2 separate regions of the Homo sapiens genome follow, and region 2 is linked to region 1. A link is a loop called in an ENCODE intact Hi-C map of the cell type or tissue named here. Cell type or tissue: MCF 10A. All regions are shown on one strand. Links, peaks and the distances in the headings refer to the core of each region. The heading gives the core; the rest is flanking DNA. Region 1 has its middle 12 kb from the start of LINC02258. Region 2 has its middle 52 kb from the start of LINC02258.

Region 1 (9,956 bases), core at 666-8,665:
ATGCCTCAGGCTTTGTTCTTTTGGCTTAGGATTGACTTGGCGATGCGGGCTCTTTTTTGGTTCCATATGAACTTTAAAGTAGTTTTTTCCAATTCTGTGAAGAAAGTCATTGGTAGCTTGATGGGGATGGCATTGAATCTGTAAATTACCTTGGGCAGTATGGCCATTTTCACGATATTGAGTCTTCCTACCCATGAGCATGGAATGTTCTTCCATTTGTTTGTATCCTCTTTTATTTCATTAAGCAGTGGTTTGTAGTTCTCCTTGAAGAGGTCCTTCACGCCCCTTGTAAGTTGGATTCCTAAGTATTTTATTCTCTTTGAAGCAATTGTGAATAGGAGTTCACTCATGATTTGGCTCTCTGTTTGTCTGTTCTTGGCAATAGATGCAGAAAACGCCTTTGACAAAATTCAACAACCTTCATGCTAAAAACTCTCAATAAATTAGGTATTGATGGGACGTATCTCAAAATAATAAGAGCTATCTATGACAAACCCACAGCCAATATCATAATTAATGGGCAAAAACTGGAAGCATTCCCTTTGAAAACTGGCACAAGGCAGGGATGCCCTCTCTCACCACTCCTATTCAACATAGTGTTGGAAGTTCTGGCCAGGGCAATTAGGCAGGAGAAGGAAATAAAGGGTATTCAATTAGGAAAAGAGGAAGTCAAATTGTCCCTGTTTGCAGACGACATGATTGTATATCTAGAAAACCCCATTGTCTCAGCCCAAAATCTCCTTAAGCTGATAAGCAACTTCAGCAAAGTCTCAGGATACAAAATCAATTGAAAGAATATTTTCATTGAAAAGTCCTGAATTAACTACGACTGGCTTGTGGGTAAATGAATATGGTAGGTTTTTTGAATTTTCATAGGAATTCTACTTCAGAAAAGGCTACTACTGTTTTCCCCTCTCCAGATATGATTAGACTTGATTAGTAAGGTTCAACTGTTCACAAAGATGGTGAATGCCATCCCAACACCTATTGGAAATTGGTTTTATATTTAGATTTATATAACTCCTTATATGAATATATTTAAATAAATGGGAAACACCTCCACTGTCTCAGAATGAAACAAGACTTACCTGTGTTATAATTTGTGTTGAGTCGCTTGTTAAAGGCAAGGGCTGAAGATATGGTAACAATGTCTACTTTATATTTTTGGTCCTAACTATGCCAATCTAATTAGAATTCCCTGTATCAAAAAAATGCTATCTTTCAATTATTGAGAGGCATTTTAGTGTGACTTAATGTCATACCAAATAAAGAATATTTAACACTTCTCACATTTTATCAATGATCTATAAGATCAGATGCTTTTAAAAGTTAGTGGGAAAAGAAATAGTAGCAAGTTATACTTTTGTAATCTTTGATATCTAAGTGAGACTAAATTATAATTTAGAATTGTCTTTAAACAGCTATTCAAATACATTTAAAACTGTAGTATTACTGTGTATGTGTAATTGGTAATGGTGTTTTTTCCAACTCATTAGAAGAATTAAAGTAGAGGAGATATACACAAATTTTTAAAATATGTGTGATTACAAGACTTAAGGTAATTCAAAACAAAATCACAGACTTTTTAAAAAAGACATATTTAGGAGGAGAAACAGAGAGAAGTATATAGATTCATGATACATTTAGGAAGTAGAAGCTACCAGCCTTAATAATTGTGTTGTGGGAACTAGCAGAGAAAAAAAAATGAATGTTTCAAGCATGCTTACAGGTATCTATATTTTTACAACTAGGTGAATGGTGTTCCCATTCAATAAGTGAGATAAGAACCTTGAGATAAGAACACTGAGATAAGAACATTTTATTAAAAGGAAAAAGTCTTCCCTTTCAGGAAAGAAAGGTGGTAAAAAATAGCAAGGGAAGGCTCTTTCTTTGATGATCAGCAAAAAAAAAATTACACACAAAAGTGTATTTTTCAAAACATCAGAGGAAAATTTGAAAATAAATTCCCTAAATTTTTATTTAAAGAAGTTAGGAAAGAATAGCAAAATAAAGATAAGAAACGAGAAGTAAATAATTACCTAAGAATATAAATCAATAAAATACAATGCAGATATACATAAAAGAAATCAACAGATTCTAAAATAAGTAATTTGAAGTTAATAAGAAAATGTATAAACCCAAGAAAAACTAAAGGAAAAAATACAAATTGCCAATCTCAGGAATAAAAATGTAACATTATTACAAATCCTTAGGGATGAAAAAGATAAAATACTTAGAACAAATGTGTAACAATAAATTTGATACTTTTGATGAAATGGAAAAGGTCAAGGTATTATATCAGACACAAGAAAAATGCTAAGTGTTGTATCTGACACAAAAATAAATTAAGGTCTAAATAATCCTAGGTCTGTGCAAATGTTAATAGATAAATAGAAACTTTCCCAAAAATAAAAGCCTAGGACCAGATTGTGAATTATTGGAAATCTTTCAGGAAGAAATAAAACTATTCTTACACAAGCATTTTCAGAAAATACATTACAAACGGAATATTTTCCAATTCATTTCATAGGATTAGCATAAGACTGATTCTAAATGGCTAGCACACTACAAGAAACAGCATAGGCCAATATCCCTCAGGAACATATTTGCCAAAATGTTCAACATAATAGTTTTAAAATAATCCAATAAAAAAAAGAATATGACTAAGTGGAGCTTATTTCATGAATATAAGGTTGGTTTTAATTATGAAAATGCATCATTGTATTATACTACATTAAGAGAATAAAAGGGATCAATAAGGCCATGGCATTGTTATGATCAGAAAAAACCAACAAGAAATAAATTGAACTTCCTTATCTAATAAAGGGCACCACAAAAAACTACATCTAACATGACATTTATTGATGAAATAACAAACATTCCCCACTGGGAATTTGACTGTCATCTCATATTGGTAGAGTGGGAGCCATGTGAATAAGTGAGATTATTAGACAGAATATAAACTGAGAAAGGAAGAGAGCCTAAGATGATTTTTGAGGAATTTCAACACTAAGCTGTAGAAAGAAAAAAGACTGAAAATACCACCCAGAAATGCAGAACAATATACATGAGACCATAATGTCATATATTCCAAGGAAAGAAAGTGTTTCAAGAAGGAGAGCAGTCCGGGCACAGTGGCTAACGCCTGTAATCCCAGCACTTTGGGAGCCAAGGTAGATGGATCACCTGAGGTCAGGAGTTCAAGACCAGCCTAACTAACATGGTGAAACCCTATCTCTACTAAAAATACAAAACATTAGCTGGGCATGGTGGTGGGCACCTGTAATCCCAGCTACTCGGGAGGCTGAGGCAGGAGAATCACTTAAACCCAGGAGGTGGAGGTTGTGGTGAGGTGAGATCATGCCATTGCACTCCAGCCTGGGTGACAAGAGCAAAATTCAAAATTCCATTAAAAAAAAAAAAGGAAGAAGAAGAAGGAGAGCATAGGAGAGCATAGGAGAGCATGAGCATGATCTTTATTATTATTTTCTTCTCCCCCACTGCCAGAAACCAAGTTTAGGCCTGTATAAGTCATCTCTTGCTGTGTAACAAACCAAAAAATATCTTTATTATACAATGATTAAGTATTTACTTTGACCATTGACCATTCACCAGTGAGTTAGTTGGGGTTCAGCTGATTTAGACCGGCTTTTTAGCTGGATAGCAGTAATCCGAAGGTCCCATCTGGGTCTGCTTCATTGATCTCTTACTCTCTTTGAGAATGTTGTGTTTTCTTGTTTGTTTGTTTTCTCTCATGTAAACAGCAGAGATGCAAAAGGGCAAACAAATATATGATTTACCAAAGCAAATCACATGACTGGGCCCAAAGCCAAGAGGTGAGGTGCATTTTTACTGGAGGGCACTGCAAGGTCAACTATCAAAAGGCAGATCTGGAGAGGGATAATAGTGATAGTTGTACAACAGTGTGAATATACTTAATGCCATTGACCTGTACACCTAAAAATGGTCAAAATGTTAACTTTCATGATGTATATTTTACTACATACCAAAAAATAAGTCAACATTGACAGTAAGCAGGAAATTCCATCCTTTGCAGCTATTTAAACTAAGGACAAAACCTTTCTTAGATGCCAACATCAGTGTATGAGCAGGTACCTAGTTTCACAAAATAGCTTTGCAAGGGTGGAGGAAAAGTACCTACATATAAAAGCAAGAAGCCAGTAAATTAGATCATGGAGAATCTTGAACCTGTGAAAGAAAATGAAATAAAATTTTACTAAATAGCAGTTGGAGAGGTCATGAGAGGAAAGATAAACCACAAAATGTTTCCATAGACTTGAATAAACAACTGAAGTCACTGTTCATCATCTTTCAACATCTCTCAGTTGGGGGTAACCTCATCAACTAACCAGTAAGAACAGTTTTGCAATTTAGGATTTTTGCCAAGCCCATGAACTGCCTCTGAAAACACTTTTGTGGAAATCCCCTATGAAAAACATCTCCTACACTTGCCTTAGAAGTCCTAAGAGGTTGAGACTGGATCCAAATATCACTGCCTGGAGGACCCAGCTGGGAAACCAGAAAAGAATCATGCTGGCCGGGCACGCTGGCTCACGCTTATAATCCCAGCACTTTGGGAGGCCAAGGTGGGTGGATCACGAGGTCAGGAGATCGAGACCATCCTGGCTAACATGGTGAAACCCCGTCTCTACTAAAAAAATACAAAAAAAAAAAAATTATCCGGGCGTGGTGGCGGGGACCTGTAGTCCCAGCTGCTCGAGAGGCTGAGGCAGGAGAATGGCGTGAACCCGGGAGGCGGAGCTTGCAGTGAGCCAAGATCATGCCACTGCACTCCAACCTGGGCATCAGAGTGAGACTCTGTCTCAAAAAAAAAAAAAAAAAAAAGGAATCATGCTGCCCCTCATCTGTCATGTCACCACACTCCTCTTACATCATCACTGTACATCTCTACATCATCTTGGCTACTCTAATGTCATCACAATGGCTCCAAGGCATCACAGCTTCTCTTTCAGCTTTTTGTAGCTGTAAGGATTACCTAAACAGGATTGCCACATCTTTCTAGAACCCTCTGAGAATCCAGTGAAAAGCTCTATGCTTGCTCCCTGAGAAAAGCATACAGCATTGTGCAACAAGTTCTGGGTGACCGCACAAGTGAAAGTTAAGAGCCGACGCATTAAAGTAGCTGAAATGGGGGACCTCTAGAAGGTTAAAGGACCAAAGGAAGTTTGAGCACCAGCCTGTACCCCATCCACCCTTGCCCAAGCCAACCATGGCTGCCCAAGCAGTCCTAATGGTGACTTCTGCGGGCCCTAGACATTTTCCCTTAGTGGGCCCCTTCCTCCATATAAAAATTTTACTTTACAACTGATTGGTGTAATGAGGAATATACCAATATTATCTGCTAAAACATTTTTTTCAACCTAAAATAAATAGCACAGGGCATAGGTATTGGAGGGAGTGGGAAATTGTGCCAGTAACTGAATCTACCAAAAGGCCCTATTATCTGGGCTATTTTGTTAGTGTCATCTAAAGTAAGACTACAACCAGAGGCTTTTAATTACACTGTGCTTGTCTGAAAATCCCTAAATTGCCTCCAGTAGTCACAGATACATTTTGAGGGATTTGTTATGCAGTAGTCACCATGCCTGGTGCCACATTAGGTTGCCACCATGGGCATAGCTGATAAAGTCAGCAATGGCCATCCATCCTAAAGATAGTGTGAAATGATCCAAGAGGCTGACAGTCTGTTTAACAGAAGCACTCTGTACTGGATAATGACTGATTAATTCAACCAAATTAATTGTCTTGTGAGAGTTTTAATTTGAGATGGAAAGAGGGGCTGGATCATACCCATGCAGATTAATAAAATTGTTATTAGGTCTTCAGACCTTCTCTCAAGAAAAAATGTAACTACTGTTACAATCTTAACAGCAGTGAATGACACTTCAGGTCTCCATGTGGGTTGGCTGTGCTGTTACTGAGAATTTTTCCTGTCCTTAGGTACATGTCTTAACCAAACTCATACTTCTCCAATCTATCTTCTAATTTTCTGCTAGATTAATTTTTCTTAAATTAAATGTTTTATCACTCACAGGACAAAATACACACTCTTTCTATATTTTAAAGAAAAGGAACCTCAGATTATTGTGACCCTTAAAGAATTTCCTGAACAACATACAGATTATAATGTGATGTTATTTATAAAATATCTCTAGTTTATAAACTTGAAAATCAACATGCAATTCTATCAGGCTGAAAAATCTATTATAGACTTTAGTACAAAGTGGATTGTTTTTTAATTTTCCCCGTTAGGTAAGATCATGTACTCAAGTAATACATTATTGTAAAGGATCATGCACTGGTTACACTTCAATTTGAGCTCACAATAAATTTATTTTTAACATAAATAAACATTAAGAATTTAAATTTAAATGTATTGTAGATGATAAATTTGTACAGAACAGTCAAAAGTAAGATATGGTACTGACAGAAAAAAGAAAAGTAAATATTGTTCTTTGATTGTAAAGCTACCAGGCCTGACCAAAACTTCATCCCTTTTTCAGTACATGTAAACAGCATTCCTTTTAGAAGTATCTGTGATTGACTAAACTGGCATGAAAACTATTATGTTACTGCATATACATATGTGTGTGTGTGTGTGTGTGTGTGTGTGTGTGTCTGTATGCAGAAACTTTAAACAAATACTAGCACTTGTAAGTTGACATTCTCTTACAGTTTTGTAGGACTTTATGAATGATTCATGATTTTGTGCCCACATATTTTTTATTATTAATATAACTTGATTATTTAATTATTATGTTACCTATTACTTTGACAATAAAAACAAAATAGGCCCATTTAGAGAAATGTCTTTTATGAAAATTTGAAATGGGTCATTGGATTCTTATTTACAGTGGTGTCATTTAAACTTACGTTTCAATCTTTTTAATTAAAAAGAAAGCAGCCCTATCTGCTATATGACAAATCAAGACAGTTATCAGCTTTGTATTTATTCTATCTCTATTTGATGCTAAAGGTAATGTGTTACTGACTCAAGTATCCCTTACAGTATTTCCTAATTTTTCTTCTAAAAGTATTTCAACCTCCTTGGTTTAGTCCGAGCTTCTTATCAAGGTATTCTATCAAACTCTTCATAAGCAGGCAAAAGCCTTTCTTTCCAGGCACAACAATAAATCTTTTATTGCAACAAATTTTCTGGCACGATGCAAAATATAAAAATTCGATATTTCCACCTTTTTCCTTCTTTCTGAAAGTGCCTCTCTTCAGTTGTCAAAAATAATTTCAAAGTCTCATTTTTAATATTCAAATATCCCAATCTCTGTGGTGACTTCCCTGAATATTATCTAACACATTGCTTGCTTAGAGTTCCCATGCTGAGAATCATTAGCTATGGAGTCATCATGTTCAGTTGTGCAGTTTGTACACTGCACAAAAGTAGCGAAGGGCAAGAAAGATAACATAAATCCAACCTGTATTCCATTCGCCAAGCCTGTATCCTGGCATCGGCCTGAATCCTCCAGGGGAAAAAAGGGGGAGGATGAGGTCACCTCTTTTATATTTCAAAATACCATCAGTTTTCTAAACCATTTAGTGATAGGACTATTTCTGTTTGGAGGAAGAGCTTGTTCTAATTGATGCACTCAGAGAGTAGTTCCTTCTAATTCACACTCAGTTCTTAGACTAGCTGCAACCCTCACTAACTATAGTATCTCATAGTTACCTCTATATACAACATTTTTCTTGGGCAAATTGTGACATGAGGAAAAACTAGATACTTATTGAACTGTAAATAAATATTTACCCAGTAACTACCCTAGAATCTAGCACATAGAAGATTCTCAGTAAGTGGCAGGTATTCAATGCATTATTCCTCCAGAGGACAAAACTGGGGAGAAGCTTGTATCAAATTTGAGATCCAGAAATGAAACTCTACTATCAGCATTCTTAGCATATTTAGTTGGTTATGATTTAAAATTACTTATCATTATTTTCAAATTGATTATTATATCAATTCATATAAATGGCTAGGATGCCTTTGAATTCAGAAAATATCTACTCCAAAATAAAATTGATTTGTTTTAATTATATATACAGAATTCATGGGATAAAATTTCCTTATTAATTTCTTCACAGGGAGGACAAATGCCTCATTAATTTTAAACATATCAATCTAAGAACACATCAAATAGAATAATGACTGACATTATCAGAAACATAATACACTGCATACCAAAATCAAATTGCTTGTTATTCACCCAGAACAAATACACACCTTTATTTGTGCTTTGTAAGCCTCAAGAGGAGAAATTCAATTGGTATTTAAACTAAAATGGAGGCTGAGAGATAGGCTAGGAGATATTATGTGGTGAGACTACCATTCTATTATTAACAATAATACCTTAATGTGTCATAGTAATGTGTACTATATATGTAAGGATCTCTCTTGTAAAAATACTCTTTTATATTAGGAAATTGTTTAATACAGATATGTCTTTATATCTAACTCCTAGTTTGAGTCAATACCAATGTAAAATGCAGTTCATACACTACAGATGGATTCTGCTTTATCTGAAAATGTGTAACTGTTTTCCCACTGTTGGTTTCTGTGATTTTGTCTGTGTTAATGGGGTTTTAACCATGACTGCACTTACTTATTCATTTCAATACTCACGAATCTTGAGCACCAAGGGAAATGTTAGGACATTAGCAAACAGAACCCATGGGGAATTTTTATGTATAGGGAAATCCACATTCGAATATTTTTAAGACTGTTAGCTGCAGCTTTGTTTATTAGAGAGAAAGTAAAAGGAATTAATGATGCTGACATACATTTCACTTCCCCTACTTTTCCAAACAAAACTTATAAAAGTCACTATGTTTATTATACCTGGTTCAATCCAGGTGTAAAATACGTCTTTACTCCAAAATTAGTTCAGATTTTTAGGTTTGAAGAAGGGAATGCCTTTTTTTTTTTGCTTAAGTCCATTTATTTATTAAGCAAAATTACTTGGAATCTATTATAACTGATACTGTGTTGTGTGCAATAGCACAAAGATTATTCAGACACACCTTGTGCCTCTTACAGGACACAAAGCTGAGTAAAAATCAGCTTTAGAGTCCCTACTCTAAAGAGTTTACAGTCCAGTAGGGAAGACAGGCATATAAAAATAATTATCACAAATATTGTAAGCGGAGCAATCATAACATGCACAATATATTTCAGGACCTTGGAGAGCCTGGAAGCTTTAGGAAGGTCTTTCCAAGGAAAGTGGTGCTTGTGATTTCTCACTAACAGTTATACAAGTCAATGGGTGAGGAAGTAGCATGGAAGTCCATTTCATAGAATACGGCAATGAATTATCATTGGGGGAAAATGAGGCCAGAGAGGACACAGAGCTCACATCAGGAAGGGATCAGGTATTCAGCAGGTGACTGGCATGATCAATGTGTGAATGAATGGAGGGCAGACATGAAGGGGCACAAGACCAAAAGCAGAGAAACCAGTTGGAGGACTTGAGTAATTTGTTTAAGAGAGAGACAATGAGGGTCTGACCACGTTGGAGTGGTAAAGACAAAGAAGAGAACACATATGCAGGTCAATTATCTGGATGTTTTGGTTTATTGGAGTGAAAAAAAAGGAGGTGAGAAGATGGGAAAGGGAATAGATAATGAGAAAAATTGAACAGAAACTCAGTTATAGAAATGTCAATAGCTGACTATTTTAAACAATCTAGTCTGTTTAAAATAGTTTAAAATAGCTGTGCCTTACTCCCTCTGGGTGAATTATCCATTACAAACTGTGGACACTCGCTTTTGCCCTGTGACTTGTTTTAGCCAATGAAATGGGAACAGAAGTGAAATGGCCACTTCTAAGAAGAAATTTTAAGAAAAATTGCAAGGTTCTTCTGGGTTCTATTTTACCTCAAATATAATAAGATCAACAATGTCTCAGA
Region 2 (9,956 bases), core at 541-8,540, 64 kb after region 1:
CTTTCATGAAAGCTTTCATAAATCACAATAATTGTTATCTATTTTATTGTTTATGCAATGCCTACTCTTCCCATTTGACTGTGAGTCCCAGAAGGGTAGAGACCACATCTGCCTTGTTCATCCTTGCACAACCAAGCCTAAAAAAAATTGGAACATGGTAAATAGCCAAGAAATATTTATTGAATGAATAGAATTTGACCTAAATTTCAAGACTGTGAATACGACACGAAGGAGGCCCAGATGAACTCTCAAAGTCCACAGTCGCTGGGGATTGAGTTAAGAGCAATATCGTGTCTCATTAAGCTTGAGGTCATCCCATATTGAAAGATGCCAAGAGACCAGATTGGTTTCACAACCTCTAGAAGACCTTGATCCTTTCCTGATCACCCATGCCAGTGAGCACACAGGGATTTCCTGAAGGACCTTTGAAATAAAGAACATTTCATGGCAGAGGGTCACCCTTGACATTCCTGCCTCGTGACACTGTAATAAAGCCATTTAGCCAGGCAGCTTCAGAGAGAGGGCTCAGCCCAGACTATTTTCTATGCTGTGACAGATTCAGCTCCTCCATGGATCAGCATACTCAGGTCAGTGAACACTGCCCTTCAACCTGTTTGAAACATTTTCTAGTTCATTCTTGTTGGGGAATAATTGCATTCTTTCCATTTTAAATTAGTTTCCCTATTGTGCTTTAACGCTGAGTTTTTATGTAACATTCTAGTAAGATCTTCAGACACCCCAGCAGGGGGTTATATTACACATAAAATTGTTGCTTAAGTGACATGATTTTTGGACCCCTGCCATTTGGGTATAACTTCTCATTTTTGCCCTTCAAATGAACTGTATATAAATAGACTCAAAATAAACTCATTATGGAGATGGAAGTTGAACATATGTCTGAAATGTCACAGCATTCTTTGTAGCCACTGTAAGATTGTCTACAGATTACCATTTTTATTTTCAATAATAAAACTTTTACTTTGAAGCTAAGTTCTAGAGTTTAAAGCACAGCTCAACAAATTTTTGTTTGATACAGAAACACCATTTTTTAAAGTCTTATTTTCTGCCAGTGGAGTACCACTGGGAATTTTATAATAGTTAAATGACAAAAATTCATGTCACAACTCTGTTAACACAAATAGCTTTTTCAAGAGTTCAGCAACAATCTGGCTTTATTTGCCCATATTCAAGTGTCAAAGATAATATAAATCAAACATGTTCTAATGTATATGTGTAGAAAGTCCTCAGTATAAATGTGTTCAACAAATAATTGTAAATGGAATCAAACTTTTAGGAAAGAAGAGGAAAATTAAATGTTTGGAATAAAAAATTTGAGCTAAGACCATATAGGCTCCAAGTTCAGACTACTGATTAAGCTGTGAGCTATAAACTCATATTAAAAGATGGTTTGGGGTTTAAAGAAACTTACGTTACTCAGAATTGTCTATATTTTGCTTTGGTAACAAATATCACCAATATCACAGTGTCATAATAACAAAAGTTTATTTCTCACTCAGATAAAGGCCACTGTCCAGATGACTTTGATGTGTGGCATTTCCTTCTCAACACCAAGTTTCTGGCATCACTGGACCAGAAATAATCATGGAGACATCCACATCAGCTCCTCAGCAGCTAAGTCTCAAAGTAAGTCTTTTTGTTTTGTTTTGTTTTGTTTTTTGAGATGGAGTCTCGCTCTGTCACCCAGGCTGGAGTATAGTGGCTTGATCTTGGCTCACTGCAAGCTCCACCTCCCGGGTTCACACCATTCTCCTGCCTCAGCCTCCCAAGTAGCTGGGACTGCAGGCACCTGCCACCACGCCCAAGTAATACTTTTTTTGTATTTTTAGTAGAGACGGGGTTTCACCGTGTTAGCCAGGATGGTCTCGATCTCCTGACCTCGTGATCCACCCGCCTCGGCCTCCCAAAGTGCTGGGATTACAAGCGTGAGCCACCATGCCCAGCCCAAAGTAAGTCTTTTAATTCCCAGTCTTGGACCACTGTGCAAGACTAATCGCAAAGTCCCATGCAATGCAAAGGGGCTAGGAAATGTAGTTTCCCTAACTACAAAAAGGTGAAGAGAACTGGTGACATTGAATTCTAATAATAATAATGTTTACCTCAAAACTCCATCAAAATAAGACAAGTTTAACTTGAAACTGCACCTGTCTGTACTGGGTTGAATAATATTCCTCAAAATTTATGTCTACCAGGAACTTCAGTGTAGGATCTTTCTGGGAAATAAGGTCTTTGGAGATGTAGTTAGTTAAGATGAGGTCATACTGCTTTAGGATGGGCCCTAAACCCAAAGACTGGTGTCCTTAGAAGAAGGTCATATGAAGATTTAGAGAGGCACACAGGGAGGCTATCTGTGACAATGGAGATAGAGATTGAAGGGATGCATCTACAAGTAAAAGAATGCCATTGGTGGCCAGCAGCCACCAGAAACTGGACATGGAACAGATTCCCTTCAGATCATCCAGAAGAAGCCAGCCTTGTCAAAACCTTGATTTCAGAATTCTAGCTTCTAGAACTGTGAAAGCATAAATTTCTGCTACTTTAAGGCAAGAAGTTTGTGGTAATCTGTTATGGCAACCCTAAGAAATTAATATACCATCCCCTAAAAAAAAAAAAAAAAAAGTAGTAGGTAGACAGTTAATCACTTCTCACTTGTTCCTGACCTACAGACAAATGCAGAAACACAGTCACAGCAGCTCCCCGTAGGGGCTTGGCTTTGTTTTAACTCAGGATATTCATTTTGAAGGAATAGTCATAAAATACATTACGCTGAACTATTTAAACTCAACGGGGCATCATTTAATGTTCGACCAAAGGATCCATCTGCTTTCCTTAGGTTAATATTCTGTTAAAGTATTTGTTCTGGAACTCTGGAAATTTGTGAAGAATTTGAAGTCTCCAGGGAAGCTAAGAGCATTTAGAATGGAACTAATGGTCTGTACATTTCATTGTATTTTTACTGCTTCAGCAGCAATGTAGAGGTTAGGCATATTGAGTTGGGGTTAGAAACTAGGGTTAAACACTTAAAAGAATGTCAGGCATTCTGTGCCAAGGTCACCATTTAGCAATTTCACAAATAACTAAATGGAATGCCAAAAATAGGTTACAATAAAAATCAGGCCAATGAGAAGACAGAAGTGAAGAACTTAAATTATTTATTTATTTTAATGATATATCAGACATCTTGTAAGATACCATCTCTCTTCTGGAGAATACTTTATTCTCTACTCCAATTGCAGTCTTCCAGCAATAGATTAAATCATGCCATTTCCAGAATGTTTTTAGCCTGTTTTGTTTTCCTAAGATCACTCTCTACTGAATGTTTGCAATGAAGCAAAATAAACTACAAAACACTGCAATTTCTATTACATCAATTTATTGACATTAATATTTAGTTTCACTTTGCAAATGCAACCACCTTTGAAGCATGCTTATTGTTCTTTGCTGCATCTTATTTCAAGCTAATTTCTATCAATGTAGGTATCTGAGCTTTCGTGGCATATCTAGTTAGATGAAAGAAAAATCACTGAAGTGGCCTACTGCAACAATGAAATACATTCCGGCATTATCTGTGTTAACACTGCCATTTGTACCTCTAAGGGTCTAATTTACTTCAGCAATGTTCCATGAAGGGCATTGGCCAATGTAAAAAATCTGTATTGAGGATTATAGTCAAATATATAATTTTAACATATCCAAATGGATGTATGTGTAATTACTGAATCTATAATAACTAATACCATCATATCTTGAAAGATAGGATTTTCATGCTTATATCTCCAATAAATTGACATGGTTTTCCTTAAGAGTGAATTGATTTTATATTACCATAACTGGACTAAAATAGACTGAAATGTTCTTTGCGATGATTGCCATTAAGTGAAACAAGAATATTAAAATGAGTAGCTAGGCAAGAAAACAGACCTCTTATATCTCTGTAGAATATAGTACTTATTTGTTTTGGAATGTAAAGACCAGAATCAGTATCAATTTTCTTGATATAATTCACATACCTAGGTGATTTATGTTTTTCCAATTTGCAGAGAATACAATTGTTCTTCCATTTCTTCCAGTCTTTCAAGTGCAGCCTGGGTATTTTTTCATCATTTAATAGAGTCTAATTGTTTTTAACCCGCATGTCAATACTGTCCAAAAGTTTGTTAAAAAACATTCCTTCAGAATTTGGATCTGCTGAATTGAAGAGACCTGATTTCAGCTCCACCAGATGCAGATATGTGTTTTGTTTTCTGGTTATCACTGTCATACAGCTTAAAACATGTATGCTTTTCAGAATATAGTTGTCTAGGCAAACTGTCAGATGTATGAAATTCAATATTGGTATATGCAAACACCGCAAACTTTTCTTTAAGGAGTAGATGGGAGAATATGTTTATAATATTAGGAATCCTAGACTATATTTTCAAGTTATCTGAGCAGCTATGACCCTTAGGTGGAAGTGTTATATATAATACGTTAAAAACATTTTGCTTTCCTCGCTAACGATTTGTTCCTTTTCAATTCAAATTTGAATAATTTGTCATGTATTATTATTTCTGTTAAATGTATACTGTATTTAAGATGGATATATTTGGTGGCTGTATTTGTTCTGATATCTTATGATCTAAATTATGAGGTACCAAGATTGTTTCTCTGTTTATTTTTTCAAATTATGTTTAGAAATACTGTAATAAATATTCAGTAGTGATATAAAATTAAGAATTATATCAAATACAATATAAAAGCCATTACCTATGAACTGATCCATGCCTCATTTTGTATAAGTTTTATTCTGTGATCTCTTGTTCACTTAATATCTTGTTAAATGCTGATATCTCAGTCTTTCTGAAGCCCTGAAATGGTAATTTTAGCAGTTCAGAAAATGTCTTTCATTTCAATCAATAAAAAACTTCTGTAAAAAAAATTACTGAATAGACAACTGTTCCACATTTACACTTATTAAAAACTGACATAAACAAACACAATCTGTACAAAAAATATCCCAAATCCCATGTCACTTTGGAACAGTAATATTGAAAGACATTGTCGCCTAAGACCCCCTCTTCCTCTGCCACGGCCATGTCCTCTTCCTCTACTTCTGCCTCAGCTTCTTCCTGCAACAGCTTCCCTTTTCTTAGATTTCACCTTAAGTTCACCATCCACAAGTAGTGTATCCAGAGATAAACTGTCTGGTAGAATAAAATATCAATGTTATTTCTTCGAATACTCAGTGTTTCCAGCTGTACAGTTTCTCTGTTCTTCAGGGTCATTTTCACAGCTTTAAGATGTGTATTCATGCTGACATCCACACCACTGGATCAGTGGGTTCCAGTGGTTAATCTCCCTGAACGGTGATGGCATCTGAATGAAAATAACTGAACCAAATTGCACTGAAGTTTTTGAAATACCTTTGTAATTACTCAAGCCGTTACTCCCTACACTGACGCAAGGATTACAGAAACTGATGTCAAGGAGGTGAGTGAGTTCAACTACCTGTTCTGGGGGCCTGGACATAAAAGACTTTGCAAATAGAAAGAGGTGAAAATGAAGAAGAAAGCTGTATTGAAACAGAAATACAAGTCAAAAGGAACAATTACAAAGAATCATGCAGGAAGGAAAACTAGGTATTGATTTAGAATGGTTGAGTTACATTAAAATAAACCAAATATGCTTTGTTAAAGTTTAAATGTGCAGCCACAATTTGAGTATTTTTGGTTTATATGCCCTCAAGTAAAGGAAAAGCTGAAAGAATTAATCATATTTGAAAACCATATTTTATTGTATTTTGATTAGATATTAAATTTGCAGTTTTATTATAAATTGTACTGTTATTTTATGACATGAAAACTTATACTATAAATTTGGACTGCTATAGACTGCTTAGGTCCAACTTCAAGCGGATCTGCATTTTTTTATGTCATATTAAATATTTATTTTCTGCAGACTGACTTCGGAGTAATTCTTGAGCCAGGAGGGGAGGAATTAGTGTTCAAATTGCTGAGATCTTAGGTCAAAACGCTACAGAAAATAATCACTATGTAAAAAACAGTGACTTAGAGGCAGTCACCCCTTGCCAGCAATTCCAAGAGTTGAGGCTTCATGCCTCAAGACATAGTGACAAGAGTTGAGTGAACCAGAAATTGAGGCAGTGAAGGTTTTTACAGGGAAAGAAACAAACTGTGGGTGTATGGGAGAAATGGAAGAGGGTGACAGACTGGGGAAATGATAAAGGCCATTTTGGAAGCCCACAGGGAAGTGGTCTTGGGAACCTGGAGACACTGGCAGATTCAGAAGGCCAAGGGGATCTAGCTTATACTTTGGAGGCAGGGTGCTGGAAGTGAAGGCAGGTAAGCCATGTCAAGAGCCTGGGAGGCAGGGGAAAACTGGAAGGGGACCCCAGGTGAAGAAGGGTTTGGGATGGGGTGCAGAAGTCCATGGAGACGACTGGCAGATCGACTTTTTGTTTTGTTTTGTTTTTAAATGCAAGTTGACATTTTATTAATATGTTATCATTTCAAACATGTATTAGCATAACTGTTGTGGTTGTAAATGGTGTAACCATCACCTTAAAAATCAGAAGCAAGACAAAAACATATGACTACTATTAGTTAACATTGTTCTGAATTTTCTAAATGAACACATTCAGAAAAAGAGATCTGCAGTATAAAAATTGTAAATATTGCCATTATTTTCTGAAACTGTTTACCTGGAGGATCACTTATAAATAATTTACTAAGAAATCTAGGAACAAAACAATCACTCAAATCAATGGATATAAAAAAGACACCACTACTTCTATGATGAAAATATTTATGAGGACAAAATATGAAAATAGAGGAAAGTATGAGATGGCAATAGCTTTCAACTAATTTTCAGAGATACTAGTAAATGAAAATAATTAAAGCAATGTAGTACTGATGAATTCACAGACAGATCAGGAGAACAGTATAGTGTGTGTATCTACTTCTGTATCCCTTCTAGGTATCTGTGTATCTTTCTATATGCAAGATATATATCCATGTATCTTGCACCTGATGGAGAAGGAAGGATCTGGAGCTTCTGCCCAGAATAAATACAGCAGACACCACTTAAAGAAGCCCAGAGTCAAAAAATATTAATTCTATGGAGAAGTTTATTCAAGTGAAATAGCTTAATTTCAATTTTTAACTTTCATGTTTTTGAAATCAGTAAGAAATTGCACTGGGAACTGAGAGTCAGATATACATGTAGAAATGTTGCCGCCTACATCACTCTGCCAACAATCAGGCATGGGAATGGCCAAGTCCTTACTTCAGGGAGTGGGGAGAGTGATAAAGTTAAAAAATATTAAACAGAAGTTTTTCTTAAATTTTTTCCTTAAAAATATTTTCTTTCCATGTTACAGAAAATGCTATATGCTAATATTTGGTTTATTCTGTGAGCTTTCAACTCTGACTTTTATGTAATGGGCTTGTATATCATCTACTTGATCATATCTCTGTCTCATGTCCCCACTAAACAGAAGAATTCTTAAAGTCAAGAATGATTAACAAGATTGATTCTTTGCCTCAAGCATTGTAGGACTATTTTTTTAAATCTCATGATATTAACAATAGTGCTCGAACTAATAGGAGTAAAAAAAATGGACTTATCTGGCTCTTAGAACATTTTATAGAATTATGCAACAAGAGTAAATTAAAATATTTTTGAATGACTTCTGCACAACAGTTACTGAGGATGCAATTATGAAGGCAAACATAGTACCTGCCTTCCTTGATTTTAGAGTCTAGGGAAGATTTTAAAACCCAAAATAAACCAAAAATACTTATCTTCTATTCTTTGGAGATGGCTCTCTAAACTGCTCAATTTGTGCTTCTTGTAGGTTAACTGAAGATAATACTAAATACGATATTTATGTCTTTCCATTCCTTATCAGATTATCTCTTCTAGAATTTATGTCCACACTGTTTTATCATATCAGCTAAGTGCTTTTTGAGATTCAGTAACTAATACCTGACAGAGAAAATTAATATATACTACACCATTTAATTTCTAACCTATCGATACTATTTAATTTGAATGGCCTTTAAGGCACTCACAAATAATAGACCACCTACCATTTAAATTCCATCTCAGCCTCCAAATATAATTAAGAGAAAAGTAAGAACAAAAGTTGATTTTCCCAGAATCTGGGAACAATTTACAATGTTAGCATTAATCAATGTTAAATATGATACTATATCAACATTTACTTCTTTACACTATGTGACTATGCTATGTACTCAACCTCTTATGCTGCTATAATCAATGCAGAAGCTCTTTATACCGCCTTTTCAAAGCATTAAAATTCAAATCCAAACCATTAAACATTATATTTCATGTTTGCCTACTCTTAATCTGCAATACAACAATTAAAAACCATAAAATAGTGATGTAAAATCTATAATGAAAAGAGTTACTTCCCTCTGAGATTTGACTAATATTATGACAATCTGCTTTCTTGTTACTATACATTTTAAATGAAGTGATGTGTCTTGTGCCAGTATTTAAAAACTCTCTTTTGGATTCCTACCAAAAATAGTACTTCAGGCTAAACCTCAAAGACAAAAAACATTTAGTAGATTTGTTGAAATGGAGTTTAATATTCACATTAGTTGAGGCTCCTTTTTTGATAGGTGATATAATTCTAATATAGTCTCATTTAGAAATTTACAGTAAAAGAGCACACCACAACTTCTTGAGAACAACTTGGGAGATATCATAGAATATTATACTTTTTAAAAATATTCTTGAAAAAAGTAAAGAGTCTAATTTTAACGTGGGGTGAGGAGTGAGAAAAGAACAAGTAATATCTTACCACTGAAATTCAGAAACATATTAATTTTTTTATTCCTGTAGTAGTAAACTAAAAAGTAGAAAAGCAAATATTGTTAGACATATTCTAAAAGTTTTAAAAATCAATTTTATTATGCAATCATTAAATTACATCCTTATTTTTCTATAAAATTAGGCATCTATTTTGCTTTAAAATTTTTAAGTACATATAAGTTCTAATTACTAAAGATATTGTCCTAAATATTCTATTGTTAAGAGAATCAATATCTTTCCATTTCTGTGGATAAAAAGCACGGACAGAAACACTGCACCAATAAGAAATCACAGAGGAATATAAGCTTTCAGGATGCTAGGACTGTTGCAGACACCTGGGACAAATCCTATCTCTTCCTGTGAGGATACAGAAAATGAGAAATTGATGTAGTTTCTTCCACTATCAGCGAGATTATTGAAACTAGAGCCCAGGAACAGGAACCAAGAAATCATAAGCAAACAGCAAGCGACAGCCTGCTCCTAAAATATCAGCAACTAAAAATCTTAGAAGTTCGAACTTGTCATCTTTCTGTTAGGGAGTAATCTCTTTGCCTGCTAGGTAATGGAAATTTTTGAAGAAAATTTGCACATATGCCAAGTGCCACCTTCATCTGGCATATGTATAAATCTCAACTACAGCACAGACGTCAAAAGTCAAAAGTCTGCTATAAAATGGGTGTCCATAACAAGTCTCATCTTATAAATACAATAGAAGCATTTTTGGTTGAAGTTAGAGCATGTCTCCCAAGGAAGGTAGCTTACGATACTGATAATGCAAACTTAAATGTGTCTGTCCTTACTAAATCTTACTGTCTTGGTTATAAAGATACTACAAATTCAATCCACAGTGAGTAAATGAAATTTATGAAATAAATGTAGGTATGGATGCCCTGAAATATTTAATAAAGATCATTAATCTCCTCTCCAAAAAGGCAAGGGCACATGATACTTCTGAAACATATTCTAATCTTATCCACGTGTAACATTCAGCTGAATTAAAACAAAGAAATAAATTTAAAAAAAAACTAAATTAAAACAAATAAATAAATAAAAACAAATTTTAAAAAATAGTCAAATAACCAATATTCCTGATAGAA

The links. Peaks named below come from ENCODE experiments on the same cell type or tissue, not always from the same donor. Only the 100,000 strongest peaks of a DNase experiment are listed, where the experiment ranks them.
Region 2: a loop joins it to region 1, with 2.9 times the contacts of the local background. A loop is called at or near these places in 2 of 110 quality-filtered maps.

What each region holds. Positions count from the first base shown.
Region 1 is chr12:87,751,890-87,761,845 of GRCh38, forward strand. No RefSeq gene overlaps it. Among named protein-coding and RNA genes, the nearest start is that of LINC02258, 12 kb to the right of the region's middle. In MCF 10A, for the core only: no CTCF peak of the experiment used is centred there; DNase peaks (open chromatin) are centred at 4,412 and 5,042.
Region 2 is chr12:87,815,595-87,825,550 of GRCh38, forward strand. It overlaps the pseudogene GADD45AP1. Among named protein-coding and RNA genes, the nearest start is that of LINC02258, 52 kb to the left of the region's middle. RefSeq lists an enhancer at 5,003-6,202. In MCF 10A, for the core only: no CTCF peak of the experiment used is centred there; DNase peaks (open chromatin) are centred at 797 and 5,467.